2 separate regions of the Homo sapiens genome follow, and region 1 is linked to region 2. A link is an interaction called in ENCODE POLR2A ChIA-PET data of the cell type or tissue named here. Cell type or tissue: Panc1. All regions are shown on one strand. Each heading gives the region's core, and the rest is flanking DNA. Links, peaks and the distances in the headings are about the cores only.

The links. Peaks named below come from ENCODE experiments on the same cell type or tissue, not always from the same donor. Only the 100,000 strongest peaks of a DNase experiment are listed, where the experiment ranks them.
Region 1: POLR2A ChIA-PET joins it to region 2 with 10 read pairs; 6 of 35 experiments call an interaction of 5 or more read pairs at or near these places.

Annotation. Positions count from the first base shown.
Region 1 is chr17:29,688,034-29,695,485 of GRCh38, forward strand. It overlaps SSH2 (slingshot protein phosphatase 2), which reads right to left. Exons shown (of 16, transcript NM_001282129.2): 5 at 7,426-7,452. Among named protein-coding and RNA genes, the nearest start is that of SSH2-AS1, 52 kb to the left of the region's middle. In Panc1, for the core only: no CTCF peak of the experiment used is centred there; a DNase peak (open chromatin) is centred at 4,318.
Region 2 is chr17:29,862,801-29,870,864 of GRCh38, forward strand. The region is part of intron 1 of SSH2 (slingshot protein phosphatase 2); the gene reads right to left. Among named protein-coding and RNA genes, the nearest start is that of SSH2, 63 kb to the right of the region's middle. In Panc1, for the core only: CTCF peaks have their summits at 5,121 and 5,321; no DNase peak of the experiment used is centred there; H3K27ac peaks cover 258 bases.

The DNA of each region.
Region 1 (7,452 bases), core at 1,525-6,524, 170 kb before region 2:
GGAGTCTCACTCTATCGCCCAGGCTGGAGTGCAGTGGTGTGATCTTGGCTCACTGCAACCCCCGCCCCCCGGGTTCAAGCGGTTCTCCTGCCTCAGCCTCCCAAGTAAACGGGATTACGGGCACCTGCCACTGCGCCTGGCTCATTTTTGTGTTTTTAGTAGAGATGGGGTTTCACCATGTTGGCCAGGATGCTCTCGATCTCTTGACCTTGTGATCCACCCGCCTCGGCCTCCCAAAGTGCTGGGATTACAGGTGCGAGCCACTACGCCCGGCCAGATGTCTCTTTAAAGTTTATTTTATAATATCAAAAGCATTTCAAATGTTTGGCTCTCCCTTGCTTACTCAAACTGTAACAGAAGTTCCCAAACCTAATGAGAAGGGCCCCAGACATTTAATACTGACTTAGGCTTGAATAACATGCATATCTCAGATCCATTCAATTTTAAGCTTCTTTTTTGTTTTTGTGTTTCACTCTGTTACCCAGGCTGGAATGCAGTGGTGTGATCTGCAACCTCTGCCTCCCGGGGTCCAGCAATCTTCCCACCTCAGCCTCCCAAAGAGCTGGGACCACAAGTGCCCGCCACCATGCTTGGCTAATTTTTTGTATCTTTGGTAGAGATGGGGTTTCACCATGTTGTCCAGACTGGTCAATTTTAAGCTTCTTAAATGGAAGAATAGCACTTAAGAGTTCCTGGAATTTGATCACAGGCCTCTAGACAGTACCTACAGTATTGATTCAACACCTATATCCTAATTAGAAGGATGAGATAAAAATCTTTGAAGAAAAAATTCTGAAATGTGAGGGGATAAACCCAAGACTTTAATTAAAGTTCCTTTTAGGCCGGGCGCAGTGGCTCACGTCTGTAATCCCAAAACTTTGGGAGGCTGAGGCAGGTGGATCGCTTGAGGTCAGGAGTTCGAGATCAGCTGGCCAACAGGGCAAAATCCTCTCTCTACTAAAAATACAAAAAAAATTAGCTGGGTGTGGTGGCATGTGTCTATAATCCCAGCTACTCAGGAGGCTGAGGCAGGAGAATTGCTGGAACCCAGGAGGAGGAGGTTGCAGTAGGTTGAGATCACGCCACTCCACTCCAGCCTGGGCGACAGGGCAAGTGAGACTCTCAAAAAAAAAAAAAAGTTCCTTTTAAGCTTCAAGATTCTAGGTTAAGGAATTAAAAATCTATGTGCCGCAGCCATAAGGAAAAGTCTAACGCCCATCCTGGTTTAAGGTTTATTTCGTATTCCTCTGTTGGAGATAAGATTAAGCAAAATCTAATAATTTATTAACACAATCAAATAAATTTAAAATGGCAATTTTGTACATAATATCCTAATTTTGAAAAGGACAGCATTTCCAATGTTTCTTCAGTCTCCAGAACCTATATTGAAATCAATGACTGGAATAAGACAATAATTGAGATGCATTTGATTTATCAACTAAAGTTCTCCTTGAAAAGGACACTACTGAAGTCCATTTTAATTGTCTAAACAAAACAATTATTCTGGACTTTAAAACTTGGCAGCAATAGTAACTAAGATTATATTTCCAAGAAACTACATTTACTGCCTAAATGTGGAATCCTATTACAAGTTACAGGTGAATTGGATCCAGCAATCTTAGGACTGAAGTAGGTCTGAGAAGTCATCCCCTGCCTCTTTATTCCTGAAGAACCCAATCTGTTTTCAAAGCTCATCTATTAAAGAATAATGCTATTCCCTCGGCATCCAATTTAAATGTTTAACCTAATTACAAGCAGTTTACAAACTGGGCATAGTGGCATGCCAGCTACTCGGGAGGCTGCAGTGGGAGTATTACTAAAAATACAAAAATTAGCAGGGCATCATGGCATGTACCTGTAATCCCAGCTACTCAGGAGGCTGAGTCGTGAGAATCAGTTGAACCCAGGAGGCAGAGGCTGCAATAAGCCGAGAACACACCACTGCATTCCAGCCTGGGTGACAAAGCGAGATCCATCTCAAAAAAAAAAAAAAAAAAAAAAAAGAGCTTCTCTCCTCAGCATCATCTAACATCAGGAAATACTCCTCCTTAAGCTTAAACTGTAACTTTGCCTTTAATTTCTTTTCACCACTGGGTGCAGTGGCTCACGCCTATAATCCCAGCACTTTGGGAAGCCAAGGCGGGCAGATCACCTGAGGTCGGGAGTTCAAGACCAGCCAGACCAATATGGAGAAACCCGGTCTCTCCTAAAAATACAAAAAATTAGCCAGGCGTGGTGGCGCATGCCGGTAATCCCAGCTACTCAGGAGGCTGAGGCAGGAGAATCGCTTGAACCTGGGAGGCGGAGGTTGTGGTGAGCCAAGATTGCGCCATTGTACTCCAGCCTGGGCAAAAGAGTGAAACTCTGTCTCAAAAAAAAAAAAAAAAAGACTTAATTTCTTTACACCAAGAGTCTTACATGCATGCCCCTGTGTGCATGATGTAAGACTCTTGGTGAAAAGAAATTAATTACCCCCAGTAAACTACATTATAAAGGCCCAATGTCTAAGACAGGCAGTTCACCCAATCCATCAGAGAGAAAGGTTCCAAAAGTAGGTAAATATTAAATGCTAGTCAAAAGAATGAAGCAAAATCAATAGCCAAAATTAAAACAGGCTTCACTTGTGACACTAGTAAACTAAAGAACACTGTCTTCAAAAGAAAAAGATTAGAGCTTCAGGAAGTCTCTGAATTTTTTTTTAAATCAGTCTGTATGAAATTCTTAAATATGAATTATATTCTGTGTAGCCATTAAAAACCATGATTTATTTATTGACATGGAAAGATATCCATGATAAACTATGAAGAAAGTAGGTTACAAAAAGGTATTTCTATTTTTATCACATTTTCGTAGAAACAAAACAATGCTCTTCCTCTCACTCTTTACACACACACACACACAGACACACACACACACATAGACACACACACTCTCTCTCTCATATATACATATTTAAAAAAAGAGTGGAAGGATACTTATCCAAATTGCTGAGAACGATTTTCTCAGAATGTAGAATACAGAGTGATTTTTATTTTATTTATACCTTTTTGCATTGTTTGGGAGAAAAAAAAACCCCACATAATACATTTATAGCTAGAAAAAATGAACCAATTTCCATTTTAGAAAGCAACATATGATGAAAACCAAAATCATAAAACTTCTCATTTTCTTGAATTCTCCTGCAAAATACTCAAAAAAGACCTCTTTGTACCTTATCAACACTTCAGCTTTAGTTAAGAACATCAATTGAAATTACTTCAAATGTCCTGAAAATTCTTAATTTCTCAGATTAATGTTTTAATTAAATGGTTGATCTTTGGTAACGTGCAAGAGTACTATAAAACCACTTTCTTTATTTTACTAGCTACAGTTTTTCTAAGTACTACAGTTAATGCTTGATGCCTGTATTTGGAACACAGAGCTTCCCTGGAGGAAAAGATTGGCTTTGTCCTATTTTCTCTCTTTTTTTTTTTTTGAGACAGAGTCTCGCTCTGTTGCCCAGGCTGGAGTGCAGTGGCACGATCTCGGCTCACTGAAAGCTCTGCCTCCCGGGTTCACACCATTCTCCTGCCTCAGCCTCCTGAGTAGCTGGGACTACAGGCACCTGCCACCACGCCCGGCTAATTTTTTGTATTTTTAGTAGAGACGGGGTTTCGCCGTGTTAGCCAGGATGGTCTCGATCTCCTGAACTCGTGATCCACCCGCCTCGGCCTCCCAAAGTGCTGGGATTATAGGCGTGAGCCACTGTGCCCGGCTTATTTTCAATGCTAAAGCAAAATGTGTGGTTTGGTTGGGTTATTTAAAAAATGAAGTCAAGACTTTCAGCCGGGCGCGGTGGCTCATGCCTGTAATCCCAGCACTTTGGGAGGCCGAGATGGGCAGATCACTTGAGGTCAGGAGTTCAAGACCAGCCTGGCCAACATGGTGAAAGCCTGTCTCTACTACAAATACAAAAAATTAGCCGGGTATGGTGGCATGGGCCTGTAATCCCAGCTAGTCGGGGGGCTGAGACAGGAGAATCACTTGAACTCGGGAGGCAGAGGTTGCAATGGGCCAAGATCGAGCCACTGCACTCCAGACTGGGCGACAGAGCAAGACTCTGTCTCAAAAAAATAAATAAATAAATAAAAAATAAAAAAAAAAAAACAAGACTTTCAGTTGACTATCAAACTTTTAACCTTCTGCACAAATCTTCAGAGTTTCAGCATTACAAATTTAACTCAAAACAAAAGCCTTTGCTTTGAGTCTACAAATGCTCCTTTCAGTTACAGAAGTGCTAATTTGTCCAAAGTCATACAATGCATTGACTCATTTTCTTGAAGATGACTCACTCAATAAGCTGAAACATAATGACTATGTGTTTGTAACAACTCAAAACAACTGTAAAACGGCTTGTCATTTGAACTTTGAATTCAGAGGCATCAGTTACATTTTCTGAATTTATATTTTATAAATGTAAAGCAGCTGAAGATGCATATTTTAGTAAGAAAAGAATTGCCAGCTCTGCCTTTGTAACTGCTTCCTTCATGTTCTTCCAAGTCTCTATGTAGTTAAAATTATTTTAATATTTAGAGGTTCAAACCAAATTCCAGAAGGTTATCAATGAGAAAACGATAAAGTGATGTTAGATCTCTTTAAAGCTTTAGCTTTACCAAAACACACAAATGTTGAAAGCTATCAGCAAATATTTATTGGGCATCCAGTATGTGCAAGTGACTGTTGTTATGGGTTTTCAAAGAGGTGTACTCCAAGTGTGATTCCTGGATCAGCAGCATCAGCAGTGTTTCGAAACTGGCTTAAAAATACAAATTATCTCTGCTTCCCCTTTACTAATCGAACTCTGCATGTGGAGTCCACCAATTGGTGATTTAACAAAGCTCTCCATGTGATTCTGATATACTTTAAAGTTGGAGAATCATTGCTTCAGATGATGATGATGATTATTATTAGAGGGTCTTGCACTGTTGCCCAGGTTGAGGGCAGTGGCGTGATCATGGCTCACTGCAGCCTTGACCTGCCAGGCTCAAGCAATACTCCCACTGCAGCCTCCCGAGTAGCTGGCATGCCACTATGCCCAGCCAATTTTTTACTTTTTGTAGAGACAGGGTTTTGCCATGTTGCCTAGGCTGGTCTTGAACTCCTGGGCTCAAGCGATCCTCCTGCCTTGGCCTCCCAAAGTGCTAGGATTACAGACATGAGCCACCACACCCCAATCACTCCAGATTATTAATACTGTAAGAATAGCATCCCCCCCGTTCCCTTTTAAATAATAATAATAACATTATTATTATTTTTTGAGACAGAATCTTCTTCTGTCATCCAGGTTGGAGTGTAATGGCACAATCTCGGCTCACTGCAACCACCGCCTCTTGGGTTCAAGTGATTCTCCTGCCTCAGCCTCCTGAGTAGCTGGGACTACAGGTGTGTGCCAACACACCTGGCTAATTTTTGTATTTTTAGTAGAGACAGGGTTTTACCATGTTGGCCAGGCTGGTCTTGAACTCCTGACCTCAAATGATCTGCCCACCTCGGCCTCCCAAAGTGTTGGGATTACAGGCATGAGCCACTGTGCCTGGCCTTAGATAATTATTTAAGAAAGAAATATATCAAGAAATACAGACAAGATTTATATAAATGTATAATGTTACTTTTGGTTAGGATATAAAACATTTAAAAAATTAAAATTAAGATATAAAATAACTATGAAAAGATTCCTTTAAATTTTTATATATTCTAATCAAAGGACTCATTACCACATACCTAGATTACTGCAATAACTACCCTAGCAGGCCTCCCTGATTTAAAATGATCTTTTCCTCCTCTCTATTCTGTATTAGCTTCTGAGGAATCTTCCCTAACTACTATAGCTGTCCCACGGCATTCTTTGGCTCAAAAACCTGTAATGTTTCACAAGTGCTTATTGAAAAGGGAGAGGTACTACCTTTAGTTAGTAATCTAGAGCAGGCAGCAAGCTTGTGCAACCCGTGGCCCAAGATGGCTTTCAATGTGGCCCAGCATAAATTCATAAACTTTCTGAAAACATTATGAGATATTGTGATTTTTTTTTTAAGCTCATCAGCTATCGTTAGTGTATTTTATATGTGGCCCAAGACAATTCTTCTTTTTCCAGTGTGGTCCAGGGAAGCCAAATGATTGGACACCCCTGAGAGGCTCAGATGGGAAATGTAAATAAGGAAAGTAAGCCACGTGAATATTGAATGGGTAGAAATACTTTCCAATTTCCACAAAGAAATATGGTCATCTCAGTTTTGTTTTCCTAGTTTTATTGGAGGTATTACTACAACAGTGCAGGAATGATGACAAATGGTGACACTTGACTTAAGAAGACAATAGGGGCTGGGCACTGTGGCTCACGCCTGTAATCCCAGCACTTTGGGAGGCCAAGGTGGGTGGATCACGAGGTCAGGAGTTCGAGACCAGCCTGTCCAATACGGTGAAACCCCATCTCTACTAAAAATACAAAAATTAGCTGAGCATGGTAGTGTGCGCCTGTAGTCCCAGCTGCTCGGGAGGCTGAGGCAGGAGAATCGATCGAACCTGGGAGGTGGAGGTTGCAGTGAGCCGAGATTGTGCCACTGCACTCCAGCCTGGGCAAAAGAGCAAGACTCCGTCTCACAAAGAGGATTATGGTAAATTAAGAACCCATGCTAGATCTCACCTAACTTTAAAATTCTGGCTTATGTTTTTTTAAAAAAACACTGTGATCCAAACAAAATGTATCTCTGGCCTATACACTGCCAGTTTGAGACCTCCAGTTTACAGCACTAAATCCATATTTGCCTGCCTTGTTTTCTAGTCTCTATCTTCCCAATAATCATAATAATAATCCCCATACTTAGACAGCATTTTGCACTATGCAGTATGTTTTCATGTCCAGTTGACCCTCTCAACGTGAGAGGTAGTCAGGAGATGAGGAAATGGGCACAGACAGGGTAAAGTAACTTGTCCAGTATCGTATGATTAGTAAAGACCTAAGTCCACGTCTCCTGAGTCTGAAGCCAGCATCAATCTTTGGCCATTTCACTCCCTCCTTGTCCTTCCCTATGTGTGTTTTTGCTTGTTAAGTCCTTATCTAGAATAATTTCTTTCTACCAATCCAAATCTCATCATCTTTCAACAGTCAGCTCAAGCTCCACTGACTACATAAATCTTCCTAATCTAGGTCAAATCCCCAAGGTTTTTCTCCATTTTCTGAACTTCAATTGTAATTATAGTTAATAACTTACAAATTGGTGCTTACCAACAGTCTTAAACCATCAAATTATTTCACAACACTCCACATTATCTTCTCTCTTACTTCACATAGTTCCCAGCACTGTGTTGGGATGTAAAAATGACTGTTCAATTTTGGCTATCTTAGATAGTCTTTTGAGGAAGAAAATTATGATGACACCACTAACTTACCAGCCTGATGTTGTCTTCTGGGCGGAG
Region 2 (8,064 bases), core at 1,697-6,696:
GCTTGTTTCTCCTCTCACTGTGCCCTTTAGAAGGAACACATCTCTCAGTCCAAATCTCACCCATCCTTCAAAGCACCAGTCAAATCCCAGAATTTCAGGAGGCTTCAAAATGATTACTTCAGCCCCACTGAAGTAGGAGATCCCTTCTGAACCTTCCTTATGTAGGCAGGGGTTGGCAAACTATAGCCTGTGGGCCAAATGTGGCCCATGGTCTGTTTTTATACAGCCAGCAAGCTAAGAATGGCTTTTGCATTTTAAAAAGGATTGTTTTTTTTTTAAAAAAAAGGACAAAGAATGTGCAACAGAGACCATATGTGGCTTTTGGCATCTTTAGGGGAGGCCTGAAATATTTACTAACTGGTCCTTAACAACAACAACAAAAAAAGATTGCCAACTCCTGGCCTAGAGCACACAATTCAGCCTAATGATAAATTGCCCAGAACTGTTCTCTAATCTGTGCAGTCTTGTCTCCCTGTGGCTTCTGTTTCTGTTGTCTACCCAACAGTCATCTCTAACCTCTTTTACCTACCAGTCCAGTACTCAGGCTAACAATGCCAAGTACCTGCCTTTTCAGCTTAGCCTCCCTGAAGCCCAGAACAGTCATACATCTTAATACTGGTCTTCAAGGCTTGAGGACAAGTCTGCTGTGGCTTGTGGGAAAAGTTTTCCACCATGACAAAGGAGATTTGAGAAAACAAACTGCCCTTTCTATGCCTTTGGATGCAGTTATGCAGATTTGATATCTAGAGCTGTGACAGCCATTTTGTGACCTCAAAAAGAGAGGCCCAAGGACAAAAGGAAGCAAGTTAAAGATGGTAGAGCAGACAGACAGAACTCAGAACCTTGACAACTGCATTAATCACTGTATCAAGTCTATAATTGCCTTGCTCCTGGCCTTCTCATCTTAAACATTATCTCACTTTTAATATGGTATTCTGGTACTTCAAAAGAAAGAATCCTAAATCTATAAGTAGATTTTGTGTGCTTGGAGAGTAAGTCCCACATCTTCTATGTCTGCACTTCTACAGATGCACAGGGGTGTAATTGTTGGGATCCAATTATTTTACGAGTAATTACTTTGGATAAAATTTATCACCCTTAAACTTTGAAAAGATTCCTGAGTGTACAAAAGCAACTGAGGATGCCAGCTTCTATGAAAGTAACTTTGATGGACAGCTACCATAGGTAAAGCATTTCAGATTTCTTATCTCATTCAATACTAGGCTGGGCGCGGTGGCTCACGCCTGTACCCCTGCACTTTGGGAGGCCGAGGTGGGTGGATCACCTGAGGTCAGGAGTTTAAGACCAGCCTGGCCACCATGATGAAACCCCATCTCTATTAAAAATACAAAAAATTAGCTGGGCGTGATGGCAGGCGCCTGTAATCTCAGCTACTCAGGAGGCTGAGGTAGGAGAATTGCTTGAACCCAGGAGGCAGAGGTTGCAGTGAGCCAAGATTGCGCCATTGCACTCCAGCCTGGGCAACAACAGCAAAACTCCATCTAAATAAATAAATAAATAAATAAATAAATAAATAGATAGATAGATTAAAAAAATACTAAAAGAACCCAGTAAGGTTACACACTCCAAATTCATATAAATGAAGTCTAAGTGGTAGAGTAGAGATTTTAATTCAGGTCTCTTATAGATATACTCATACTTTTTCACAATATCTCTCCTTGTCTTTCTAAGTCTTCTATTGCAACTAACGGTGATAAGATTTAAAGATTTTGCTTATCATTCTTTGAATGTTCACTTGATCACATCTCAGATCCCATACAAATGCCACATTACTTGTAGTTGCAAATTCACACCCTCACACAGAGATAATCTGAATACTTACTAAAAAAAAAAAAAAAGAAACAACGCTGTCATCTCCTTGAGGTAGTTTTGTTTGTTTTTTGTTTTTGAATTTTTTCCCTTCTCTTTTTCTAATATAATCAGCTTCCCTAAAAGGGCATGTTTCTGAAATGAGAGAAAAAAATCCTCTAAGCAGTGATTCTCAGTGTGGTCTCCAGACCAGCAGAATCACCTGACAACTTGCTAGAAATGCAAATTCTTGGGCCCCACCCCTGATCTACCAAATAAAAATCTAGTGTAGTGCCCAGAAATGTGTTTTTCACAAGCCCTCCAGGTAATTCAGATATAAATTAAAGTTTCAGAGCCACTGGTCCAAAGTATTTGCTTCTGTATATAGCACTTAAATCACTGCATTAAAACTAGAATGGTGGAATCATATCACTCCTATGAAAACAGTTAAGCAGTGGGTTTCCAAATTCCAATGACTTCTCCAGGCACTGAAGAAACAGTTTCTCTACAACCAAATTGAAATAAGAGATAAATGTCTTCTCTATTATACATATTTGACTCAGATACAAAAACAGACTTAATATTCTAAAATGGTAAGTCTACAATTAAAAGAAGTGTAAAGTAATTTCTGCAACTTAAGATTGATACAGCACAACAATTAAATCACTGCAGCTGTGTGGAGAGATAACATTTATTTTAACATCAGAGCTTGGAGGGAAGAAAGAGAATCAGCAGTTTAAACTCAATTTGGAAATTAGAGATCCCCAGCAGGAAAGCTTTACAACCCAGTTTCCTATCCAGTCTATAAAATAAAGAGGGAGGACTTGGGATTCAACCTCTTCCTGGCAGATAATTTGCTGAGAGTAAAAATGCACTGTATCATTTGTCAGGGCTCTAAGGAACTTCTAACCCTAGTTTAAGGAAGAATCATGGATACCAAGAATAAATCACAAATACTCTAAAAAATCATTCCTTGAAGGGGAAGAAGACTTTGCTGACCTTAATTCCTATCACAGATTTCACTGAACCCAAATGGGGTTTGGTTTCATTAATTTAACCTATAAAAGACAGAAATAGTTGAAGCTGCAGAGAAAATAGCAATGGAACCTGAAACAAAGTCTAATTGTGATTAATTAAAAATTAGTGTCTTCTAAAGACTACCAGAAGATGAAGAACAATAAATTTACAAATATCAGAAATGAGGGAGCAGGCTGGGCATGGAGGCTCACGCCTGTTATCTCAGCACTTTGGGAGGCTGAGGCGGGCGGATTACCTGAGGTCAGGAGTTCGAGACCAGCCTGGTCAACATGGTGAAACCCTGTCTCCACTAAAAATACAAAAAATTAGCCAGGCATGGTGGTGGGTGCCTTGCAGTCCCAGCTACTCAGGAGGCTGAGGCAGGAGAATCGCTTGAACCCAGGAGGCGGAGGCTTCAGTAAGCCTAGATCGTGCCACTGTATTCCAGCCTGGGTGGCAGAGTGAAACTCCATCTCAAAAAAAAAAAAAAAAGAAAGAAAAGAAATAAGGGAGCAAAGGAGACTATATGCTGGAAGAATTTGAAACCAGTTTAGAAAAATCAATTAACTGAAAACAAGCAGTACAAAGATCATTTAGAAATTTATGTGTAGATATTGAATTATGTTTTCTCACAGAAACATTCCTAACTAATGCTTGGATTCCTAAACTAGCAACTGATAGCAAAACTACCAAAAGCAAAGTGGGGTTATCTCCAGTGAGATGCAAAAGCAGTCATTCATATGTACAAGTTATTCGGTTTACATAGAGGGCTGCTACTTGTATTTGATCAACACCTATATAGTGCAAAATGCACACCAAGTTAGGTACTATGACAGATTCTGAGAAGTAATCATCCACAAAAAACAACAAGTTAATAAACAAGTTTATACAGACAGGGAAAAGCCAAGGAGCCAGAGGTAGATGTTCACTCCTGTCTGAAAACCCATGAAAAGAACAATGAGAAAAAAATGGCAACAGCATCTCAGAACTTCTAGACCTAGAATATCAGGGCACAAAAGAGAAGCTCTTGGAGTTATGTGTCTAGTTGCTAATTAAATGGCTGAGGAGAACTGAAATGGAAATTCATAGAGAGGCTGGTTTCTCTCTCCTTAGGCAAACCAAATATTCTATTATTTTCCATTTTGGGTTAGGCTTCTGCTATTAAGTTAGCTGCTGATTTCCCTCCTGTTCTGTGTAGTTTTATTTATTTTATTTTTATTTTTAGAGACAAGGTCTCGCTCTGTTGCCCAGGCTGGAGTGCAGTAGTGCCATATCGGCTCACTTCAAACTCCATCACCAGGGCTCACACGATCCTTCCATCTCAGTCTCCTGAGTAGCTGAAACTACAGGCCATGTGCCACCACGCCCAGCTAATTTTTTGATTTTTTTTTTTTTGGTAGAAATGGGGTCTCCCTGTTGCCCAGGCTGATTTCAAACTCCTCGGCTCAAGTGATCTTCCTGCTCCCTCCCAAAGTGCTGGGATTACAGGCATAAGCCAACATATCCAGCCCTGTGTAGGAGTTTTTAAAAGATCAGTCCTGTTAACTTCATGAGGTAACAGCAGGCTGGCAAAACAAGGAGATACTGCAAGGTTAACTCTGTGTGTGCTGAAAGCATGCAATTCTTTTGACCTCCATTCACTTGTAAATCACCTTACATATTAGTTTTACAGTCTTTAAAACTGTAGCATTCTAGTTATTTATTTCTCTCCTCAGACCAATATATGAGAGCTATCTGTGGTTTAAATACAACCATCAACTTCCCCCAGCCCCTGCCACAAAAACACTTAACAAAAAAAATCTGTGTAGCTTGATTTGGGACCTGGACTATGAAAGTAAATTAGGTTTTAGAGATGCTAACGTGTGTATCAGGTAGTATGATCACTGTATGTGTGCAAAGAGGTGGAGTTCTGTTATTTCCTTACAGAATGAAGGTTTGAACAGCAAAAGGCAGATATTTTAGAGAAACTAAGCAACTTCAGAAAGGCATCTGAAGAAAAGAAGACACTGAGTAAGAAAGGAGGGAAAAGCATCCCTTGAACATTTGTCTGGGGATGTATGCCAGGAAAGAAAGACAAGTGCAGAAAGATCGCTGTTACTTAGAATGCTGAGACTACAAAGTTAGGTGTCAGATGATTGTGAAAAGAGCCTATTTCCTCGCAAGTAAAGAGCTCTATTCCTTCTTTAATAAATAAGAGAACTGAAAGATTTAGCTCTAGTATTAGAAGAGGAACCTAGATTGATATCAAGGAAGGCTAGAGATACCTAAAATTAAGAACTACCAGGCTGAACTGGGGGTAAAGTGAGTGATGGTCTTATATTTGCAATTAATTTCCTATATAGCATTCTGACCACAAGATGTCCTCACACTGTAACAAGGTCATTTTGTATTCTAATTGATTAAGTGCACTATGATGAGAGAAGCTGCCTAGAAGGAGCTAAGTGAAAGCTTGTAAACCTCAGGTATAATCTTTCAAAGAGATTCATTCCCTATTCTTTGGAGAAACAGTTATACCAATGATTAAAACTCTCTGAGAAGAATATCACCTGAATAACTCTCTAGGGCTCTTCTTCCCTGATCTAAACCCTTGACATGTACTAAAAACTCAGTTAATTTTGGGTACAGCAGAGGTAGTACCTACCCCTCAAGATCCTTGAATCCATAAAATTGTTAAAGATGAGAGAAGCCCAATTACACATTTTGTCCTAGTCTGCCTTTCTTCTCGGTCACCCACAGTTCAGTAGCCAACACCATAGGGAGGTTGCCAAGCGCCTTGGGGGAACCCTCATGGAGGCAGAAGACAAGGTGCTCACATAAAATTCAGTTCCCGGCTGGGTGCGGTGTCTCATGCCTGTAATCCTAGCAGTTTGGGAGGCCGAGGCGGGCAGATTGCCTGAACTCAGGAGTTCGAGATGAGCCTGGGCAACAAGGTGAAACCCCATCTCTACTAAAATACAAAAAATTAGCTGGGCGTGGCAGCTTGTGCCTGTAGTCCCAGCCACTTGGGAGGCTGAGGCAGGAGAATTGCTTGAACCCAGGAGGCAGAGGTTGCAGTGAGCTGAGATCGTGCCACTGCACTCCAGGCTGGTCGACAGAGCAAGACTCCACCTCAAAAAAAAAAAAAAAAACTCAGTTCCCACCAGGAAATTCTTGGAAGAAGCCCTGTCGAATATTGGTCATGGGCCTGCAGAATCCTCCCCGTTCCCTTGGATGGGGAGAAAAATTGGCAGACTTTTCAGTCCCTCTCATCCAGCATCATGGAAAATAACCTAGAAAAGTGGGACTTTATAGAATGCTAATAGAGGTAGCTCAGAGCTGATTACAGGTTGAGCAATGTCAGGAAATAAGTAAAGGGATAAGAGTAGAAGTGTTTCAAAAGATTCTAGCCATAAAATAGCAATGCCCCAGAGCCAGAGAACAGAGGAGTGAGAGTGTCTAAAAAGAGATGTTTCTCAAAGAAATGAACATTTCTCTAAACTAGTTTCCATCTTAGGAAAAGGATTTTGGAGATGAATTCAGAAATTGCTTCAACGGACAGAGATTCTAGAGAGATGGTCAATACAAGGGGTCTTACCTACTAAACCATAATTGGGAGGTGTCATGAGAACCACTGGGGTGAGAAACTCCCAAAAGCTAAAGGAGGATCTTAGTAATCTAGGGACTTCAGTAATCAAGGAATGCCTCCTACAATCAAGAGTGTTGGTTGCCCGAAATCCAAGCCAACCATAACTTAAAGAGCAGCTTGCTGGTGAGCGGAAGCTCAACTTTGAGGTAGGGCTTCAGAGATAGCCACAAGGCTGTCCCCTTGTAGTGTCCCTTGCCTAGGATGCTTTGTGTCTTTATGGAGGCCAAAGAGAAACACCTTGGGTCTCTAAGCTTTAGGCCAAAGGGAAGATTCAGGACAAGAATTTAGCCCTAACTAACAAAAGCAAGAGACTAGAGACCCAAAATAGGAGAGCATCAAGGAAGAAATGAAAGATCGGGGAACTGCCAAGTCATAGGGAAGAATTACCCTGCCCAGGGCAAGAGATTAGCAGAGACCCTTGTGAATAAGACCCCCTGATTATTGCCAAAGAAAAGAGTTCCTCTGAAAAGAAAATTGCAGGAAAGAATAAGCTGCTTTTGACAACGGCTTTTTCTCATAAACCATATGAAGTGCAGGAAGGTCGCCTGCAGAAATCAGTCTGTGTTGATCTCTGCACAGAGTGCAGGCCCAGTTGAAATCAGAACTCTCCTCATAGGCAGTAGGAATAGATACTAAATCATAGGTGTTTATGATAGTCATTGGCCTGATCCTAGAAAAAAACCTGGAGTTTAGGCATGGACTTCTTGCATGGGATATTGGTCGGTACTATTTTTTTTTTCAGGTTTGGTTTTAGGATAGGACCTTGGGTCCCATCCTAGCTTTATGTCTATTAAAAATAAAACTATTCCCTTTGGGCCCGCAATTCTATTTCTAGGAATTGATTATAATTATGTTAAATGACATTTTCCCAATGTTACTCATTGCAGCATTTATTATAATAACGATATCCTGGAGACTGGTTAAATACATTATGGTGTATCTATATAATGGAATATTATCTGAAATAAATAAAAACAAGGAAGTTTTTGATGTACTAATATGGAAATATTTCTAAAGCAGAATAGGTAAAAAAAAAAAAAGCAAAATATGCAATATTGTATATAGTATGTCACCATTAGTGTAAAAGAGAAGAATGTGTGTGTGTATGCTTGCATGTCTATGCATGCAAAGAGACAAAGAAAACTATTAATATTGTTTGTGAAGAGGAGAACTGGATGGCCAGGGTACGAAAGTAGAGGATGACTTCATTATATACCCTTTATGAGGTTTTGACTTTTGAACTTTGTAAATGTCTTACCTAGTTTAAAAAATTAAACAAAAATAAATTTTAAAATCGAATAATAACAAAAGAACGTCTTTAGCCTTTTAGCAGTAAGCAAGTCCCAGGAAAAACCAGATTTGATTAAACTCTGACATGTGAGTGAGGATACTGACAAGTGTCACACAGGCATCTACTGGGGTCTGTGTGAACTTGTTTGGAGATCTGGAATACTGATACCATAAATCTAAAATCTGTACATGAAATCATTCAGACACTGATTTAGCAAATTTCTACTGAACTACCATGCCTTCATTGTCTATTTGATAAAAATAAGAGTTTTCTCTTAGAGTTTTTCTCTTCATAATCTGTAATTTCTACCTCAATACAAAAC